2 separate regions of the Homo sapiens genome follow, and region 1 is linked to region 2. A link is an interaction called in ENCODE POLR2A ChIA-PET data of the cell type or tissue named here. Cell type or tissue: MCF 10A. All regions are shown on one strand. Links, peaks and the distances in the headings refer to the core of each region. The heading gives the core; the rest is flanking DNA.

Region 1 (8,000 bases), core at 1-8,000, 56 kb before region 2:
TTAAAAATGTGCTTTCAATGCCGATTGTGAACAAGAAGGAAGAAATTGTTGGAGTGGCCACATTTTACAATCGTAAAGATGGGAAGCCCTTTGATGAAATGGATGAGACGCTCATGGAGGTATGGCTTGCTAGGAGGCCTTTTGCTGTTGGGATTCAGAGTCAGCTTGCTGGGGGAGGCTGGGTGTCACTGCGCTATCACATGGGGCAGCAACCTGGTTGCTATAACCCTGACTCTGCCTCATCAACCACTTTCTTCACTCTCACTGCTGTACTGCACTGATGTGCTGTCAGAGAAATCCACATTTCCTTTTTAAAAAATGTAATTAAGCTGAGCATGGTGGCTCTCACCTGTAATCCCAGCACTTTGAGAGGTTGAGGCAGATGAATCACTTGAGCCCAGGAACTCAAGACCAGCCTGGCCAACAGGGCAATATCCTATTTCTACAAAAAGTTAAAAAAAGATTAGCCAGGCATGGTAGCGCATATCTGTGGTCCTAGTTACTCAGGAGACTGAAGCAAGAGGATCACTTGAGCCCAAGAGGTCAAAGCTGCAGTGAGCCATGATTGTGCCATTGCAATCCATCCTGGGTGACAGAGCAAGACCCTGTCTCAAAAAAATAAAAAATAAAAAATAATTAACAAACTTTACTTTTTAGAGTAGTTTTAGGTTCTTAGCAAAATTGAGCAAAAAGTACAGCGTTCCTAGATATCCCCTATCCCCACATAGGCAAAAACACATTCTCTTTTTGTGAAGTTATTACACATAAGAATGGTACTTTCTGTATGTTAGTGCTTTATGTACAGTGTGGTCACATCCATTCCTTTATCTTAGCCTTATAAGAACTCCGCAAGGTGGGCAGCACACAGCTTATCAAACCCATTTTATAGCTGAGAAAACAGAGGCCTAGAGACTCTTGCTATGAGTTTTAGAGTCAAGATTAAACTTAGGTGTTCTGTCTCTGATTCCTCCTTTCTTTCTTTTTCAGTCTTTGACTCAATTTCTGGGCTGGTCTGTCTTAAATCCTGACACCTATGAGTCAATGAATAAACTTGAAAATAGGAAGGATATTTTCCAGGACATAGTAAAATATCATGTGAAGTGTGACAATGAAGAAATTCAGAAAATCTTGGTGTGTAATGTTCTTTACTTGTTTCTACTCTAATACAGACTGCGTCTCAGAGATGTGGCCAGATTAAGGCAAAACTTGCAACTCCATGAGGGCACAGCCTGGGCATGGGTTTGTGCACTGTTGTGTTCCTTCCTGCCTAGCACAGGGATGCAGCAGCCCTCAACATTTAATGAATGAATGAATGAATGAGTGCATGAGCAGATGAGTGCCTGAGAGTGGTACATAACGACTGCACTGTGTGGCCTGGGGACAGCTATTGCTTGCAGAAACACCTCATTCTTGGGGTCAGATGTTGGCTTGACAGCTCTAGAAACTCCATTTTTCACAGTGCTCAGGGATGACTTGCTACTGGAGACAGAGTCAACCAGCCATAGCCCCTACTCTGAGAGGAAGCTTTATCTGGAAGACCAGTAGACAATTATCAGTTTCTCAGAGCCTCCCTCCTGTGGGGTCAGCTCACTTAAAAGACCCTATTAAGTTGGGTGCAGTGGCTTACACCTATAATCTCAGCACTTTGGGAGGCCAAGGTGGTCAGATCGCTTGAGCCCAGGAGTTTGAGACCAGCCTGGGCAACACAGCGAGACCCTGTCTCTACCAAAAAAAACCCCACAAAAATTAGTCAGGCATGGTGGCGTGTGCCTGTAGTCCCAGCTACTCGGGAGGCTGAGGTGGGAGGATCACCTGAGCCCATGGAGGTCAAAGGCTGCAGTGAGCCGTGATTGCCACACCATGCTTCAGCCTGGCTGACAGAGTGAGACCAGAAAAAAAGAAAAAATAAAGACAGGCTAATGTTTTTAGAGGGCATTTCTTAAGCTGGGAAGATACCACAACAAATTTGATCATTTCATTCCAATAACTGTTAAATTCAGAAGAGAAAACATCCCGTTTAAATAAATTGCCTCATGGTTTGCTTGACTCAGTCCACAGTTTCAGCCAAAGAATGGGTATGTGCAACCTATCGGGGCACAGCCTCGGTGAACCAGTTACAAGTTAACAAATTTTGCTCTGGGTCAAGAAATCAGGAGCAAGTAACTGGGTCCAGTTCCCCCTCCTCTGGCACATGGGGACACAGGCCCAGAGAGAGAAGGAACTTGCCTCAAGTTACACAGTAAATGAGAGGAAGAACTAGGACTATGTCCAAGGCCTCCTTACTCCCAGTCAGTAATAGTAACAATGAAACTATCAACAACAACATTAATTTATGTTAGTGCTTACTATGCGCCAAGCACTGTGCTAAGTGCTTTATATGGATTATTTAATTTTACATATGTTACTTGAGAATGACTTTTCACAATTAAATTTTAATTCACCAGTTAAGTATGTTTATTATCCTCAACTTACAGATGAGGAAACTGAAGATCAGAAGCATTAATAACACGGCTAGTAAGTGGTAGAGCTTGAATTTGAATGCAGGTCTCTATGGCTCTAAAGCCCAGGACCTTGTGCATCAATGGATGTTAAATGGAATCCTCTTTGAGCTGGTGGTTCTGTTGCAAGGACTTTGGAGGAAGGAGATAAATGGGAATGGAAACGCGGAGGCATGTTGTAACCTATTTTTTTTCCCCTGCCATTTTGGGTCCTGGCAGAAAACCAGAGAGGTGTATGGGAAGGAGCCATGGGAGTGTGAGGAAGAGGAGCTGGCTGAGATCCTGGTGAGCTGAACCGGGGCAGCACGAGCCCCGATGTATAACAAGTGCAAAGTGCTCCTGAGCATGCAGGGGTTTCTCCTTGCAAAGCATGTTCCCCATCACTCTGTTCTGATCCTTCCAGCAGACCCAGGATGGGGACAGGGCTGGACAGGAGGTGGGCACCCAGAAACACTTCATGTTTCCTAATCACCTGACTCTATTCCTTATACAGCAAGCGGAGCTGCCAGATGCAGATAAATACGAAATTAATAAATTTCACTTCAGTGACTTACCCCTAACAGAACTGGAGCTGGTAAAATGTGGAATACAGATGTATTATGAGCTCAAAGTGGTGGATAAATTTCACATTCCACAAGAGGTGAGGTCAAAACAAATATATATGATTTCCCTTTTTAATTTTCTTTCTTGCTTGCTTTAAAAAAAAGACTCAATCTGTAAACTACCTTAAAAAGAGTTTACTCTCAGTATTTAGGATTTAAAGAATTAGTCATGTTGCACAGATGAGTCATTTATAAGAAAAGAGACACGCTGTTCCTCTGTGTCCTGTGAAGTGTGATGTTTTGGGTGCGTTGGTTTCTTGCAGTGGGTTCTGAGGTACTAAGCCCTGAAGGCTGGGAATAGATATGCTGCAAAAAATGGGTCCTATAGTTAAATGAGGGCAGAAAATGTGGGCTAAACCCATTTAAACAGGGCTCATTCCCTGCAGGATTCCTTACTAAGGTTTGCTGTGAGTCTAGGGTCATGGGGGACGGCAGAGAAGGTATGTGTGGGAGGCAGTGGGATATGATATGCAGAATTGCCTGAACTTGTTTGATTTTGATTAAAGCAGTGGTTCTCAAAGTGTTACCCCAGACCACATCCACACCACCTAAGAACTTATCAGAAATTCACATTCTTCTTTTTCTCTCTCTCTCTCTCCTCTTTCTCTCTCTCTCTCACACACACAGACACACACACACACACACTCCCAGCTCTGATAAATCAGAAACTGTTTTAACAAGTCCTCCAAGTGAGTCTCATGCACACGCAAGTTTGAGAACCACTGGATAAAAGAGTCCTTTTGTTTTTGTTTTTTTTTTCCCTGTAGAGCCCTTGTTAGCTTCTCCAAGGATAGTTGCTCTCCAGGGCACAGTTCGGGAATTACTGATGAAGCTCAGTCAGAGGAATGATGCATGCTCACCTCGTTTCCTAACAACAACAACAACATCTTCTTAGTATTTAGCATTTAGTATTTGCAAAGCACTTTCGCAGCATGATTGCATCTAGTACAAGCTCTCACCTCCTGGTCCAATGATGGGGTTAGAGTACCTCAAACCTCAAAAGAGAGGGCCATGGGCCATGCCTTCTTCATATTTTTGTTATTCCAACCCTCATGAGACCATTTCAGGTGTGTCCTGCCTCACTGATGTGCATGTGTTCACAGGCCCTGGTGCGGTTCATGTACTCCCTGAGTAAGGGCTACCGCAAGATCACCTACCACAACTGGCGGCACGGCTTCAACGTGGGGCAGACCATGTTCTCCCTGCTGGTGGTATGGCGGGGCCGGTGGGGCTGGTAGGGTGGGCTTGCATCACACTAGACAATCTCATGCAGACTCTACATGGTAGCAACAGCGTTGTTCTTCTTTCTTTATTTATTGTCTTTTAAGAGTTATGTGAAAGCAGTACGGGCTTAGTGTAAAAGGATTCCAAGAATAGAGATGCATATAAAATAAAAAGTGAAAGAAAGCTGCAAGCTACCCCCAACCTCAGTCAGGTTATTTGGGGGTAACCATGTCACAAGTATAAAAGTAGTTCAACAGGGCCGCCTGTAATCCCAACACTTTGGGATGCCGAGGCGGGTGGATCACGAGGTCAGGAGTTCAAGACCAGCCTGGCCAAGATGGTGAAACCCCATCTCTACTAAAAATACAAAAATTAGCTGGGCGTGGTGGCGGGCACCTGTAATCCCAGCTACTTGGGAGGCTGAGGCAGAGAATTCCTTGAACCCGGGAGGCAGAGGTTGCAGTGAGCCAAGATCGCGCCACTGCACTCCAGCCTGGTGACAGAGTGAGACTCTGTCTCAAAAAAAAAAAAAAAAAAAAATTCAACAGTTCAATTGGTCATGGTTATAGTCTTTGCTTGGGGGCATAATGACAATTAGGAACATATTTCATTTTTAAATGGCCTGTTATAAAGAGGTATCCATTTCTGTAGTTAGCCTGGCAATGCAAGTCATAGTAATGTGGAAATCCACTTAAAATAAATAAATAAAGATTAGAAAACCTTGAAATAGAAAAGTTTGCCATTCACCATTCGAGATGCCTCCAAACCACCTGTTAGCTGCTCCCATAAACACATCATGTGTTCTTTTCCCCAGAGAAATTTTCTGAAATTTCCTTAAATTGTGGCAGTGTCTAGAGAAACAGCAGTATCAGCCACCTTTAAATTAAGCTTCCTGTAGTACTAAAATCAGAGAAAAGATAAGTGCAACATTCAGTTTTGTTCAGCCTCATACACAAGCCCCAACAAGGACAAAAAGGAGGTCTAAAGCTGCATCATGTTCCATTAGGTGTTTCCATGAATCTTCTCATCCACTTTTTAGAGAGTTGCTTCTACCTGTCTGAACACTGGGAGGCCTGATTGACTATAAAATCCAAGATTTCCCTCTAATGTATAATCAGCTTTAAATTCCCTATAACTGGTACCCCTCTACCAGCAAGAGTGAGCCCCCAGGAGCCCCATTGGAAACTTTCCTCAGTAGACACTAACTTATATTCATCTATTTTGAGGTCATTAGTAATTCTGGTTATTGATTGCTTTGGCCTCTGATTGTGGGAGTTATTATGGGAACTTTCAGGGGCAAGCTATCTGGGAGCATGAGTGAGCCTGGCCAAATAACAAGTTCTGAACCATCAGGGAGACAGAACAGAGTAAGCAAACCCAATATAAGCCCTTGGGACTGGAAAAGAGGCCAGCTAGTGATGCATGAACAGAGTTCAGTTAAGTCTGTCCACTCATAAGTCTGCATAGCTCCTGAACAGGGTCCAGTGAGACACTTACTTTTTTGTAGTCCCTTCATAGCATACTGTAAGGTTGCATAACCATATTTAGTGGAAAGAAACCTTACTGGATTTAATCCAGTGACATCCTACAAGCAATTACTCATACCCACATAGGTAGTCTCCAGGTCTTGACTATACAATACCTGAAAGCAGGATATACCTTTTGTAGGCATCACTTAGATGGGTTTTCTATATTTGGCAGTGATTAGGTTATTAATTAGAAAGGTCAGAGTACGGTTTCCTTCATGATGGCAGAGAAGTCTTGATCTATGATCCCTGTCTAGAATGCCATCTGTTTCTGTGGAAAACCTTCCCTGGTTAGCTTTACCCGAAGGAGTCCAACAGGTGTATACTTCCAGGAATCTGGAGGGACCTTTTGAATTGAGAGATGTAGATCCAAGACTCAAGGCCCTAAAGTTTTGCGGTAGAGAAGAACTTGGTATGGTCGCGTCCAATGGAGTTCAAGAGCAGTCTTCCTTTGGTGTAATTTCCAAAAGACCTAATCTTTGGGTTCTAGATCATGAAAGATCTGGTTGTCATCAACTGGTGGGTCACAAAGGGCTTCTTTAACCTGATGAAAATATGCTTTGGCATAATGCACTAAAGTTCTGCACTACTGAGTCACGTCAGAGTTTATAAAAGTGGAAGATAAATGAGGTTCTCTTACCAGGGGCATACACCTTCCTGTAACTATTTCGTATGGGGCCAATCTGTTTTTCAGCAGGAGTGGATCTGATTGCCATCAATTGAGAATACCTTTGACCAAGGCAATCCAATTGATTCAGTTAGCTTTGCCTAATGCAATTGTGTTTAAAATATCTTTGTAAATGGTTTTACGATGTGTCTAGTGAAATGAGTATCTCTTTATCTCTATCTATAAATTTTATACAGGCTGGGTGCAGTGGCTCACACCTGTAATCTCAACACTTTGGGAGGCTTAGGTAGGTGGAATGTTTGAGCCCAGGAGTTCGAGGTCAGCCTGTGAAACTCCATCACTACAAAAAGTACAAAAATTAGCCAGGTATGGTGGCGCACGCCTGTGGTCCCAGCTACTCAGGGAGTAAGGCAGGAGGATCCTTTGAACACAGGAGGCTGAGGCTGCAGTGAGCTGTGATGGCACAACTGCACTACAGCCTGGGTGACAGAGTGAATCATTGTCTCAAAAAAAAAAAAAAAAGGAAAGAAAAGAAAAGAAAATGTCATACAATTTCTGAAACACATATTAATAACATATCCATAGACTATAACTCAAACAAAGCTTAGCATTATTATTTGACAGTGCTTCCAGAAAAGTCTCTGGAGATTTTCTCAAGAATTCCTCACAAGGGAAAAACATTTTTTTAAGTTTTTTTTTTGATTTGAGCTCCTACTCTGTTGCCCAGTCCGGAAAGCAGTGATGTGATCATAGCTGAATGCAGCCTCAAACTCCTGGGTTCAAGTGATCCTCCCATCTCAGCCTCCCAAGTAGCTAAAACTACAGACAAGTACCACCATGCCTGGCTGATTTATTTATTTTGTTTTTTAGAGAGATGGGGGGTCTCACTATGTTGCCATGGTCTTGAACTCCTGGCCTCAAGTGATCCTCCTGCTGCAGTCTCCCAAGTTGCTGGAATTATAGGCACAAGCTATTAAACTCAGTGAAAAAATATTTTCTAATAGCTTTTTAAGTAGTGTTATAGCATCAGCCTTCCTGTATGGGAACGGTTCTATAAAACCAGAAAAGAAGCACTAAAGGAGCAGTTAAGTGAAATCCATTTGTAAGTGTTCAGATGATCCAGTGGGTGCTGGAAATGTGTTGCCTGAGATTTTTATTGTCTTGCTAGAATTATGAGTTTGACAAACCAAACTTTTTTTTTCCTTTTTTTTTTGAGATAGGGTCTTGCTCTGTTGCCTAGGCTAAAGTGCAGTAATGTCATTATGGCTCACTGTAGCCTTGACCTCTCAGGCTCAAGCAATCTTCCCATCTCAGCCTCCCAAGTAGCTGGGTCAACAGACACTCACTGCCATGCTGGGCTAATTTTTAAATTGTTTTGAAAAGACAGGGTCTCACTATGTTGCCCAGGCTGGTCTTGAACTCTTGGGCTCAAGTGATCCTCCTGCCTTGGCCTCCTAAAGATCTGGGATTTTAGGTGTGAGTTACCACGCCTGGCCCCAAACATTTCTTGAAACCATTTCAG
Region 2 (11,614 bases), core at 2,148-10,147:
CTAATATGTTGAATGTCTGCCAGGTGTTGGCCATCACATCTTGCCTCAGACACTCCTCAGATGAGCCTGTGAGGTGGGTACTGTTGTTATCTCCACCTTGCAGATGAGGAAAGAGGTTCTGCGGAGTTCAGTAATTTACCCAAAAGCAAGTGGCAGAGCAGGGATTCAAACCCAGGCCTCTGACATTAAAGCTGATGCTCTTAACACCGCTGTATGTTTCTCCTATCATTCCCATTTCCCTGGATTTGCCATTGCCATGCCATTCCCCTGCCTATACTACTGTACCACTTTCTGCCTCCTTCAAAGCCAGCCTCAGTCACCAATTCCTTGGCTGCCATCTTGGCCTTCACCTCCCCTAGTAGGGCTGGTCTTCTGCACGCATCTTGCCCTTCATGGTAGACATCTATGATGCCTGCCTGTTCAGCTTCCACTCCCCTTCCTCTGACAACAGCATGTGTGGTCAACCAGGCTCAGGGTGCCAGGGCAAGCCACGTGACAATGGCCCTTCCTGGACACCATGGTTTGTTCAAGGATAAGCCTGTTTACTTAAGGCTGAACCCCAAAGAATCCATCTCAGGTCTTTGCTGGAGTCATGTAGTGACTCCTACCTTCTCAGGGGTCTCTAAGCTGCTGGGGGGTAGCTTAAAGCTACAGGCAGCCACTCTGCAACCAGGAGAAAAGTCTGCCCGAGAAGGACCAAAAGTCAATTCTATTCCAACTTTTCACTTCCATGAACAACAGAAAGAGTCCCGACTGACATATCATCTGCTATGTAAACTCCTCAAGGCAGAGACAAAGTGGCATTCACCAACTATTAGGACAGGATTACAAATAGTGGGTGCCTAATAAACATTTACGTGAATCATGTTTCCTGACACCTCTCTGAACCAGGGCCAAGTTTGAACCCTTCTGCCTCTTTATCTATTTATTTGTTTTTTGAGACAGAGTCTCGCTCTGTCACCCAGGCTGGAATGCAGTGGTCGCAATCCCAGCTCACTGTAGCCTCTGCCTTCCGGGTTCAAGCGATTCTTATGCCTCAGCCTCCTGAGTAGCTGAGATTACAGGCATGTGCCACCACGCCCGGGTAATTTTTTGTATTTTTAGTAGAGACGGGGTTTCACCATGTTGGCCGGGTTGGTCTCAAACTCCTAGCCTCAAGTAATCTGTCCCAAAGTGTTGGGATTACAGGCGTGAGCCACCATGCCCGGACCCTTCTTCCTCTTTAATGTCTAATATTGGTAGTACGTCCAAGACTCTTTTTTAAAGATCCTGTGTGTTTTTTTAAAATCTTAACAGACTGATCTTTCTCTTTAGAGATTAATTTGCCTGCTTTATTTTTGCATGCTATCTTCATTTGATAGCTTGAAAACTGCACAGAACTTAAAATGGTTCTATTTGTATAATGGTTCTTTTTTAAAAAAATTGGCAAAAACACTTAACAGGACATTTACCATCTTTGCCATTTTTAAGCATACAGTTTGGCAGTATTAAGTATACTCATATTGCTGTGCAACGAAGCTCCAGAAATCTTTCACCTTGCCAAACTGAAACTCTACGCCCATTAAACAACACCTCCCTTATTCCTCCTCTCTGCAGCCCCTGGCAACCATCACTCTTTCTGTTTCGACGAAATAGACTACTTTAGACATAGCATATAAGTGAAATCATACAGTATTTGTCTTTCTGTGCCTGGCTTATTTTACTCAGCACAATGTTGTCAGGTTCATCCATGTGGTGACGTGAGTCAGAATTTCCTTCCTTTTTAAGGCTTCATAATATTCCACTCTATGTATAGAAACCATATTTTGTTTATCTGTTCATCTGTTGGGGGACATTTGGATTGTTTCACCTCTTGGCTATTGTAAATAATGTCGTTATGAGCTTGGGTGAACAAATACCTCTTGGAGATCCTGTTTTCAATTCTTCTGAATATATACCCGTAAGTGGAATGGCTGGATCAGATGGGGGTTCTAGGTTTAATTTTCTGATGAACTGCCATACTGTTTTCCACATCGGCTGCATCATTTAAAATTCCCACCAACACTATACAAGAGTTCCAGTTTCTCCACATCCTTGCCAGTATTTATTTTCTGGTTTTTTGATAGTGGCCATCCTAATGGGCAAGAAGTATATAATAACTCTTACACCAGAAACTCTTTTCTTGCTGAAGCTTTCTATTATTATTATTGTATTAGAATGTAAAAACCCGAATAACTTAGTTTGCCTTAGTTTGCCGATATAATAGGAGATAATTTAGAAAGATTTCAAAACTGACAAAGTTTTGACATCTAAATTGTGCATTCATATGAAACCTGTTCTTTTTGCAGATCCCCTGATAGGTAAAACACTGCTTCTCCAGGTAAGTGACGAAAAACCAGGGCTGCCTAGTAGAACAAAAGGCCTGGGGCCTTTTCTTATTTTTTGCTCTATCACCCAGGCTGGAGTGCAGTGGCGCCATCTCGGCTCACTGCAACCTCTGCCTCCTGGGTTCAAGGGATTCTCCTGCCTCAGCCTCCTGAGTAGCTGGGAATACAGGAGTGCACCACCACACCCAGCAAATTTTTAAATTTTCAGTAGAGACGGGGTTTCACCATGTTGGCCAGGCTGGTCTTGAACTCTTGACCTCAAGTGATCTGCCTGCCTTGGCCTCCCCAAATGCTGGGATTACAAGTGTGAGCCGCCATACCCAACCAAGGCCTGGGACTTGCTGCTGCAGAGGAAGGGAGGGTGCTGCAGAGGAAGCACAGGGCTGAGGTAGAGTGGAGTCCCAGTGCAAGTCTTCAAGCTGCCAGGGGCTGCTGCCCCGCACTATCTCCAGGCCAAAGGCCCTGAAGCAGACACATGGGCTCCGGTTCTGGCTCTGCCACCAACTAGCTGCCCAGCTAACTTGTCTGAACTCCTGCAGAAAGGAGAGCAATTGAAAGACCAGGAGTGCTTATGTCCCTGGCGTGCTGGGAAGTTTAGATAAAAGAATGAAAGGAAACTGCCTGGCACTTCGTAAACCATCAGCACGTGTTTGCTGCTATTACTGACTGCATTACCATTTCTGGTCCTTCTCATGGGCCTGGCTTTCCACATCTAGGCTATGGATTTTGTCAGATTCATTTCACAAATCTTGGGCATCTTCTGGTACCCAATTCTGGATCAGGACCAGTGCCCCTCTCTGCTCCCTTCATTTGCCATGGCTTGGTTCAACTCACCTCCTATTTCTTGTCAGCACCTCGCACTCCTCAATCTCACCAAACACTTCAAAGCGCCTCTTCAGCTCTCGGGAGCTCATGTCGCTGGAGAGATTTTGAATGTACACCACGCGGCCTTCCCCCTGCCCAAGAAGGAGGACAGAGAGAGACTCCGTCATTGCCTGGCTTCCTGGGGCCCCTCTGGGAGTGGGCTCCCGTGGAGTCCTTGTCCTAGTCCATGATGCCTGGCTGAGTGAGCAATACCGGCTGGAGTCAGAGAGAGGACAATGCCAATCTCTACCCCAGAGGACCTGCCCTTGTTAGGGGAGGGTGTTGGAAGGGAAGAGGCCTCCAAGGAAGCCACTGCTTACATGAAGGAAATGAGCAAAGACTGGGGCTAGGAAGGGGGAGGGATTTATCACCATTGATATGCCTGCATATTCAGTAGCTTTTGGACTTAACCTTTCAAGTCTGAGCAGGGGAGGTGCTGGGGTAGGGCAAGCACAGGAGGCAGGTTGATTGTGAGTGTGAGAGTGGGCTGGAAGGAAGGGTAATGGGGTGGGGGCATCAGGGATATTGGTTTTGCCTGGGCAAAGTGGCTGAAGCCACAGTATAGACACTGTCACCAAGGCGTCACCTTCAGGAGAGTTCCATGCTATGCCAGTGGGTGCCCAGAACAGCCTAGCAGAGGGAAGGGGTGGGAGAAAGTCCAGACTGGAACTCCCCTTCCCCTCCTCTCAGATCTGTGATTTGATCTGGTTGAAGCCACTGCTATTGGACAAATCACTCTGACCTGCGAGAGAAGCTGCAGGCTTGTTCCTGGAAATCTGTGTTCCCATAGGAAAAACACACAGTTTCTTGTCCTGGACAGGCTTGCTCTGGAAACAGGTTATAGCCAGTGATGCTCCAGCCATCCCACCCACGGACTACACATGCCAAGGAAGAAAACCCAGGTGGCGGGTCCACAAACAGGACTCCGTCGTCAACAGTCAGGGGAACTGTACATCCCACAACATACGATGTCCAAGCTCAGCTCAACAGAGAAATCCCCTCCTCCCACTCTCCTTGCAGCTTCTTGAATTCATAAAGCTCCTTTCTGCCACTGCTCCAAACACTTGTCCCCCTGAGTCTTCGCTTGGTTGCTCCTTTTCATCAATCAGGGCCCAGCTCCCTGAAGGTGCCCTTCCCTGGCCACCCCATAAACACATCTTCCTCAACAGTCCTGTTTACTTTAGATTGTTACTAATTGCACATTACTAATTTCACAGTGCTTATCCCAATCTGTAATTACATTGTTTATTCCTTTGTTTATGAGTCTATTATCTCTCTCTCCCTTCTGTTCAGCCAGAAGGGGGGCCTCATCCCTCTTGTTCATTGCTGTCCTCCAACGCCCAGAACTGTGCTAGGCCTGTAACTGCTGAATGACCAGACCCAGACTCCAAGAAGATGCTCCATGCACAGTCCACGGTTTTAAGGACCTGTGTGCAGACAGCTGTGCACCTCTAGGGTATGCATACCTCCTGTGTGCCCCTCCTCCCTGAAGTGCCACATCACATGGGAGAGACTCAGCAGGAGTCTGTTTGTCTTTTTGTGTTTCCATCCTACTTTCCTCCTTCCTTTCTAGTGACATAGCCTAGCTGGCCAGCTCCAGCTCCCCACTCCAGGCCCCTGATGTGTTTTCTCTGTGGGGAGCTTTGCAGTAGGGTCACCAGGCAAAGGCAGAAGGCCAGGGCCTGTGGACTAACTCTGGGAAGGCATTAGGGAGGTGGGTGGGGAGGAAGGGACAGGCTCTCTTGGTCTCTCGGCACTGATCAAGTTGGGGAAAGCCTTGGGAAGCACAGGCCCAACTCCCTTACGTACAAATGAGGAAAAGTGAGGCTCGGGGTAGCTGGGGGACCTGCCCACGGTCACATAGAAGGTGGTGGCAGGGCTGACTTGTAACCTGGCCAGCCTGGCTCTGCTCCCCACTACCACAGCCCGCCCACTTGGCTCTCTCAAGGCCCCTGACGCTGAGCCCTAAATCACCACCAACAGCACACTCATGGCCAGTCTCTTGGTTGAACTTTGCATGGTGCCACCTTTGATGCCCTTTAGTGACCCTCGTGCTCTTCAAATGAGAGAAATATCATTGTCTGCTGTTGCCATAGTCCCTTCTTCCCCAGGCAGAGGCCGAAGACTGAGGGGCTCACCAGCCAGCCTCAAAAGGCTTTGGTCCATGAAGCCCCCACACACTTCCTGTCCGTTCCCATTCACTCCAGGCTCTGGGCCCCCAGATCACTTACAATGGCCTTTTCCCGCCGCTTCCTGGCGTGCCGGATGCTTGGCGTTCTGTCTGAACACGGCCCTCTGCTCTCACATCTGTCAGTGAACAAGCAAAGCAGAGGCACTCACTCTCGGGAGATACCATGGGGGTGGGGGCGGATCTGCTCCAGGACGCAAGGGATGCTTCCTTAGGATTTGTTCACGAGGGCACACAGCTGGAACTGCCTCCCGCAGAAACCTAGCTTCCCCTTCTGCAACGACGGCCCAGGGCTGTGTGTGGGCCTGAACATCTGGACACATGCCTACTGCCAGCTTCCGGACTGGATCACCGGGAACCACTGTGTTGCTCATTATAATCCCACCCCATTCTGAGCCTTGCCTCTCTATGCCATTAGGGGTAGAAAAGCCCTTTTGCTTTATTATCTTATTTGACCTGATTTTTTTTTAAACCCCATGAGGTTTTATGTTTCTCCATTTTCCAGATGAAAAATCTGAGGCTCAGGTTTGAGATGGGATTTGCTTAAAGCCAGAAAGCAGAGAAGTTAGAAGCAGGTCCTTCTGATTCCAGAACCACTGTTCCCTTTGGGTTCATGCCTCAGCCAAGCAGCAGCCCCTGGCCATTGCAGCTCCATGCTTCCAGGCTAGCTATCAGGCTCATTAGTCCCATAGCCCGAGCAGGCTCCCAGGTGCCACCCACCTGCAGCCTTCCTTGCCTGCTTGCACGCTGCCCTCACTCATCCAGTCTGAGTCACTGACAAATACAGCACAGAGGACAAGAACACAGGCTTGTGAGTCAGACAGCTTGAGTTTGAAGCTTGGCCCCACCGCCTCCCTGTTGGGTGACCTTGGGCCAGTTACAGAAGCCCTCTCAACTTCAGTTCTTCATCTATAAAATAGGGATAACCAATTGTGTCCATCCCTTGGCCATTTGTGAGGATTAAATTTAAAAGTGCATGTCAATGCTTAGCCCAGGAACTGCTCCGTAAATATTTGCTCTATTTTTCTATGTAATCTCTTTGAGCCTCAGCTTCCTCATCTATAAAATGGGGATAAGCAGCAGATACCTCCAGGTGCACCTGTGAAGCTCTAGTAGGATAATGGGAGGGGAAATTACTTGCAACTTTAAAGGGTTACCTAATTATTGTATTATCATCCCTTTTGCAACAGAATTGGTAGAATTTCCCCACCTGAAGAGCTGAGAGTGCCTGGAAGGTATCGTGGAGTTCAAGATTTGTGTTGTTAACCCAGCTTAACGTGCTTTCTGTTGCTGAGTGTTTGGTACAGGTCTGGAGAAGGCTGATTAGTATCTTACCAGGTTTACCAGGTACTGAGCTCAGCCAGGTAGCTGAGCAGGAGCCAGGTTACCCAATTAAGTTTCTGTAGTGAGCAGAAAAAGCCAGCCCTGAACCTGGCCCAAAAGTGAGAAGAGAAAAAGGAAAATCCATGGGGGTTTCTAGAGAAGTTCTCGACTCTTCCCAGGCAATTCTATGAATGCAGGCCCAGCCCAAACACCTCTGAGCTGGGCAGGAGAGAAAGGAGACCAGGGAAGCTCCAGCTTGGGGGATGTATTTCAACATGAAGAGAACCTGGGCAACTGCCTAATGTGGAGATGGAGTGCTTTAGCTCACAGCAAAGCAAGGCTGAAGCCAAACCTTTGACATTGGACCACTGTAGGGCAGAAGCTACCCCCGGGAAAGAATGGAGCCAGAAAGAGAGGCTCAGCGAAGTCGGCAGAACGCAGCTGTGACTGACGAATCCTAGCTTCTACAGTAAGGGCTTGCTGGAGAAATTGCTGCGGACCTCACTTTGAGGAACAAAAAATTTAGGGCTTCTTAACAAGTTTGCGGGGAGCCCACAAACCCCCTAAAATTGAATGCCCAGTTAGATGTGTATGCACATTTTAATATGGAGATGGGCCTTTGCTTTAATCAGGTTTTCAAACAGTTAAGAACACTTGTTGTAGATGTATAAACATAAAGCTGAAGTCTTTTTACATTTTATTTAACAAAAAAAAATTTTTTTTTGCTAGTCCCTTTAGAAGGGAAGAAGAGGTATCTTCGCAAGACCTAAATTCTGGTCTCAGAGTATGATACTCTAGCAATGTCATCATCATCACCTGGGGACTTGTTGGAAACGCCAATCCCTGCCCCTGCCCCTGCCCCTGCCCCACCCCAGACCTACAGATCAGACACCCGGGTGTGGGCCGGCCAGTGGAGGCGCAACAAATCCTGCAGCGGATTCGGCAGCTGGGCTCTAGCCCAAGAGCAGCATCTAGTGGCCACTCAGCTTCACCTCAACACAGGGCTGGGGATGATGACACTGACTGTCCTCAAGCCTTCCCCAGGGAGAATCAGGACCCACTGTGATCAGAGAGGAGCAACCAGTACCCTCTGAATCTGCCAAACCTCCATTTTTTCTGCCCAGCTCCCCAGCTGACTTTTGGACTGGCTTCTTCTCCAGTCTGGTTCAGCGAGCGAGGATGATACGAGCAAGCGGGCTCATGAGGCATCATCCCTCCACTGAGGTCAAAGCCCTTCGAGGGGCAGCCAACTGGTGAAAGCCACAGCACAACTCAGCATGACCCAGAAACCTTATCAATGCTTTATGTCCAGGTATTTTCCAGAGCACAGATTAGAATTACACTAATCTTTCTTTTACTTATAAACATCCCTAGAATTCAAACTGTTGGGGCAGGTATGTTTGCACAAAAACTTATCCATTTTACAAACATAAAAGCAAAAAGTACAAATGGATAAGGGACAAGTTCCTTTATAGACGTAAGCCCACAAATAGCCAGGAGTGGGTTTTCTTTCTTTCTGGAGGCCAGGATGTTTGGGACACTCTCGATTTCACAGACCAGGCTGTGCCTGCCTCCAGAACTCACCCACAACTGCCCCAGAAGACCACCTTCAAGGCTCCTGACCAAGACATGGGCCACACTGGGAGATGCAGCCTCAGTTTCAGAGCAAGCTTCCCAGGGATCCTCCCTCCTGGGGCTCCTGGCTCCCCGGGAACTGGGATCCTCCACTGCCCGCTGCCTCTCCTGCAGCCCCCTGTTCATACCTGAAGTTCCTTCGAGTGGCTGGTGACCAGGAGTGGCAGGGTGAAGAGCCAGAGCTTGAGCGGCTGCGGGAACAGAGCTGCCGGTTGGCCTTGCTTGGTGGGCTCTGGTAGGGGCAGTGGTCAGAGCAAGTGGGGCTGACCCCTGAGTCCTCTTCTTCATCGTCCTCCTCCTCCTCCTCCCCTTCTTCCTCTTCCTCCTCTGGGAGGAAGCTGCTCTCGCCGCTGCTGCTGCTGCTGTCTTCAAAGACAGTGTCATACTCAGGGCTCTTGCAGGAGGCCAGGTCTTCCTCCTCCAGGGCGGTCTCCAGCAGCCCAAAGTGTTTGGTGAGGCTGGCACGGATCTCATGGTCTCTCAGCAGCGTGCTGTCCTTGGGTGGGGCGCCAGCATCACAGCTTCTGTCTTCCTCCCTGCCAGGGGCCTGTGCCTCAGCCCAAGGGGCACCCTGCTGGGGCCAGTCCTCAAGGTGAACCCCAGACGGCTCCCAGGACCTCAGCACCTTCCTTTGCAGGACGCCTTCTGGTCGGAGCACCTGGCAGTAGTCATGGTCTCCAAAGGAACAGGAGAAGGGACGCTTCTGGCCAGCCTGGGAGGCTGGCTGGGCTGTGGCATGTCGCAGGTGGGACAGGAGCTCACTTCGCTCTGGGTGCTTCTTTGGCAGCTTGTGGGCAGCCCCTGGGGTGGCCTTGAGTGAGAGGCCCTCAGGGGAGGGGAGGCTGAGAGCTATTTCTTTGCCTAGACTATGCTTGATGTCTGGTTTGAAGGGATCCTCCTCTGTGGGCTTGTACGGTGGTGTGGTGGGTGGGGTGAGTCCTGCCCGAGGAAGAGGAGAAAGGTAAGATAAAGACAGATCACTTCTCCAAGGGACACTAAGACCCTAAGTTTGGGGCCAAGCCTGGTAGCTCACACCTATAATCCCAACATTTTGGGAGGGTGAGGTGGGTGGATTACTTGAGGCCAGGAGCTCGAGACCAGCCTGGCCAACACGGTGAAATCATGTCTCTACTAAAATACAAAAAAATTAAACAGGCTTGTTGGTGCAGTGAGCCAAGATCGTGCCACTGCACTCCAGCCTGGACAACATAGTAAGACTATGTCTCAAAAAAAAAAAAAAAAAGAAAAAAAAAAGACCCTAGTTTGGGATGGCAATAAAATGGCCAAGTGCCTTTACTCCCCCAACCCAGTGGATGGCAGACATCACTAACTGATCACTGCACTGCTGGCTGAGCCTGGAGGTAGGCTGGGAATCCTCCAATTCTTTGGAGTTGGCATGTGATGAAATCCATTTGCCATCCCTTCTGTGACCTACTAATGGCAGCTGGAACCTCCCAGTCATCCAAATACCTCTTCCTGATCTACGTCCAATCGTTCAACAAACCCTCCCAACTATACCTCTCATATGCCTCTGGTGTTTCCCATGACGGAGAGGGGGCAGGCACCGCAGATAAAACTGCCCACCTGGGCTGGGTGCGGTGGCTCACGCCTGTAATGCTGGTTCATTCCCAGTGAGTCTTCTTTATGGTACCTATTGCAATTTGTAATGATCTTCCTTTTCTGTTTGCTTTTTGACTGCCTATAACATAAGCCCCGTGAAGGCAGGCATCTTGCGCATCGTTCATTGCGTGGCACCTTGCCCATGCATGATGAAAAACTCAGAGATGCACGGGTGTTTTCCTGAAGGCACCTGCCAGTGGAAGCCCCCTGGCTCACCTGCTGTGCCACAGAGCTCCACTGTCAAGGTCTGCTCAAAGCTCTTCTTGCCAAAAGTTGGGTCGCTGGTGGAGGCAGGGAGGACAGAAAGGAAAGAAGCAAGTCAGCAGCAGGCATCCACCTCCCCGCCCATGAAAGGGTCGCAGGGAGTGCTGTGACAGGCCCTGGTTCCACTGCCCATGGAAATGGAGCCTGAGATGCATTCGCTCTGGGGGAAACCCCATCCCGGCTGTTAGAGGAATTCAAGCTGCACAGCTCTTTTAGGAGACACAGGCAAGGTTCACTGGAGGGTAAATAGAGGACAAGTGTTGTCAGCCTCCTTATTTTATAGAGGGAGCAACCGAGGCCCAGAAGGAGGAACGGACTTGCTGAAAGCCACAGGGCACTGTCAGAAAAGAACTCTTTTCAGGGCCCCCAAGAGGACAGGTTATGAAATGGCCTGAGGCCTTTCCTCTGGCCTGCAAAAGTCAGTTTCTAAACACCAACTCCCTTCTAAAGGAGCCCAGCTCCTGAGGGTCCCAGATGACAATCAGGGCACAGGGTGTGGGGCCGGGGCCAGGGGTGGGCGCTGATGAATCCCCCATCACCACCAACACACACATCCAACAAGACAAAATCTCATGGAACAATACACCAATAATTTCTAAAAATCTACCTTTGTGACAAGGCCAGCATGAGGCACCTGGGAGAGTCTGAAAAGAAGACACAGAAAAATAAGATTCCCCAATATGGTATCACTAGCAGATGTTTCCCCTCTGGAGGAGACCCTAGGCCTCCACTGGTGCCAAGCACAGCTGCCCTTTGGGCAGGTGACCAAACACCTCTGCCACTTTTAGAGAAGGGCAGAACAACTCAAATCCACCTTCCATCCTAGTCTCAGCTGGGAGAGCGACTTGATTTTGCAGAAAGTACAAACAGGTGCAAGAGTGACCCCTTCTGGCTAAACGTGTAGCACAGTGAGGAAGAACTTGACTCTAAGTCCCACTGCTGTGAGCTCTGGACAGACAGCCCTGCATAGGGCTCATCATTAAGTAGCTCTGTGCCTGAGTTTCTGTATCATAAAATGGAGACGATGACAGTCCCTACCAGAGAGCCTTCTTGTGAGGACTCAATAGGGACAATCTGTTCATCTGAGACCAGTGCCAGCACGGTAAGTATACAGTGGCTAACTGTTGTTATCATTACTGCTATTAGCAGCATTTAAAACTCTAGCTGCATTGTGGAGCTGAACTTATAGCCTTACGCTTCTGTCACATCATCCCCAGTGAGTCTTCTTTACAGTACCTATTGCAATTTTGTAATTATCCTCCTTTTCTGTTTACTTTTTGACTGCCTGCTTAATTCATTAAGTGGCACCTTGCCCATGCAAGATGAAAAACTCAGAGATGCATAGGTGTTCTTC

The links. Peaks named below come from ENCODE experiments on the same cell type or tissue, not always from the same donor. Only the 100,000 strongest peaks of a DNase experiment are listed, where the experiment ranks them.
Region 1: POLR2A ChIA-PET joins it to region 2 with 11 read pairs; 3 of 35 experiments call an interaction of 5 or more read pairs at or near these places.

The regions. Positions count from the first base shown.
Region 1 is chr5:149,891,494-149,899,493 of GRCh38, reverse strand. It overlaps PDE6A (phosphodiesterase 6A), which reads left to right. Exons shown (of 22, transcript NM_000440.3): 9 at 1-119; 10 at 988-1,131; 11 at 2,718-2,783; 12 at 2,992-3,138; 13 at 4,204-4,311. Among named protein-coding and RNA genes, the nearest start is that of PDE6A, 49 kb to the left of the region's middle. In MCF 10A, for the core only: no CTCF peak of the experiment used is centred there; DNase peaks (open chromatin) are centred at 2,703, 3,323 and 5,883.
Region 2 is chr5:149,833,964-149,845,577 of GRCh38, reverse strand. It overlaps PPARGC1B (PPARG coactivator 1 beta), which reads right to left. Exons shown (of 12, transcript NM_133263.4): 6 at 10,868-10,904; 7 at 10,213-10,277; 8 at 8,505-9,315; 9 at 5,462-5,537; 10 at 3,201-3,322. Among named protein-coding and RNA genes, the nearest start is that of PDE6A, 110 kb to the left of the region's middle. In MCF 10A, for the core only: a CTCF peak has its summit at 7,700 (motif pointing left); DNase peaks (open chromatin) are centred at 6,197 and 7,707.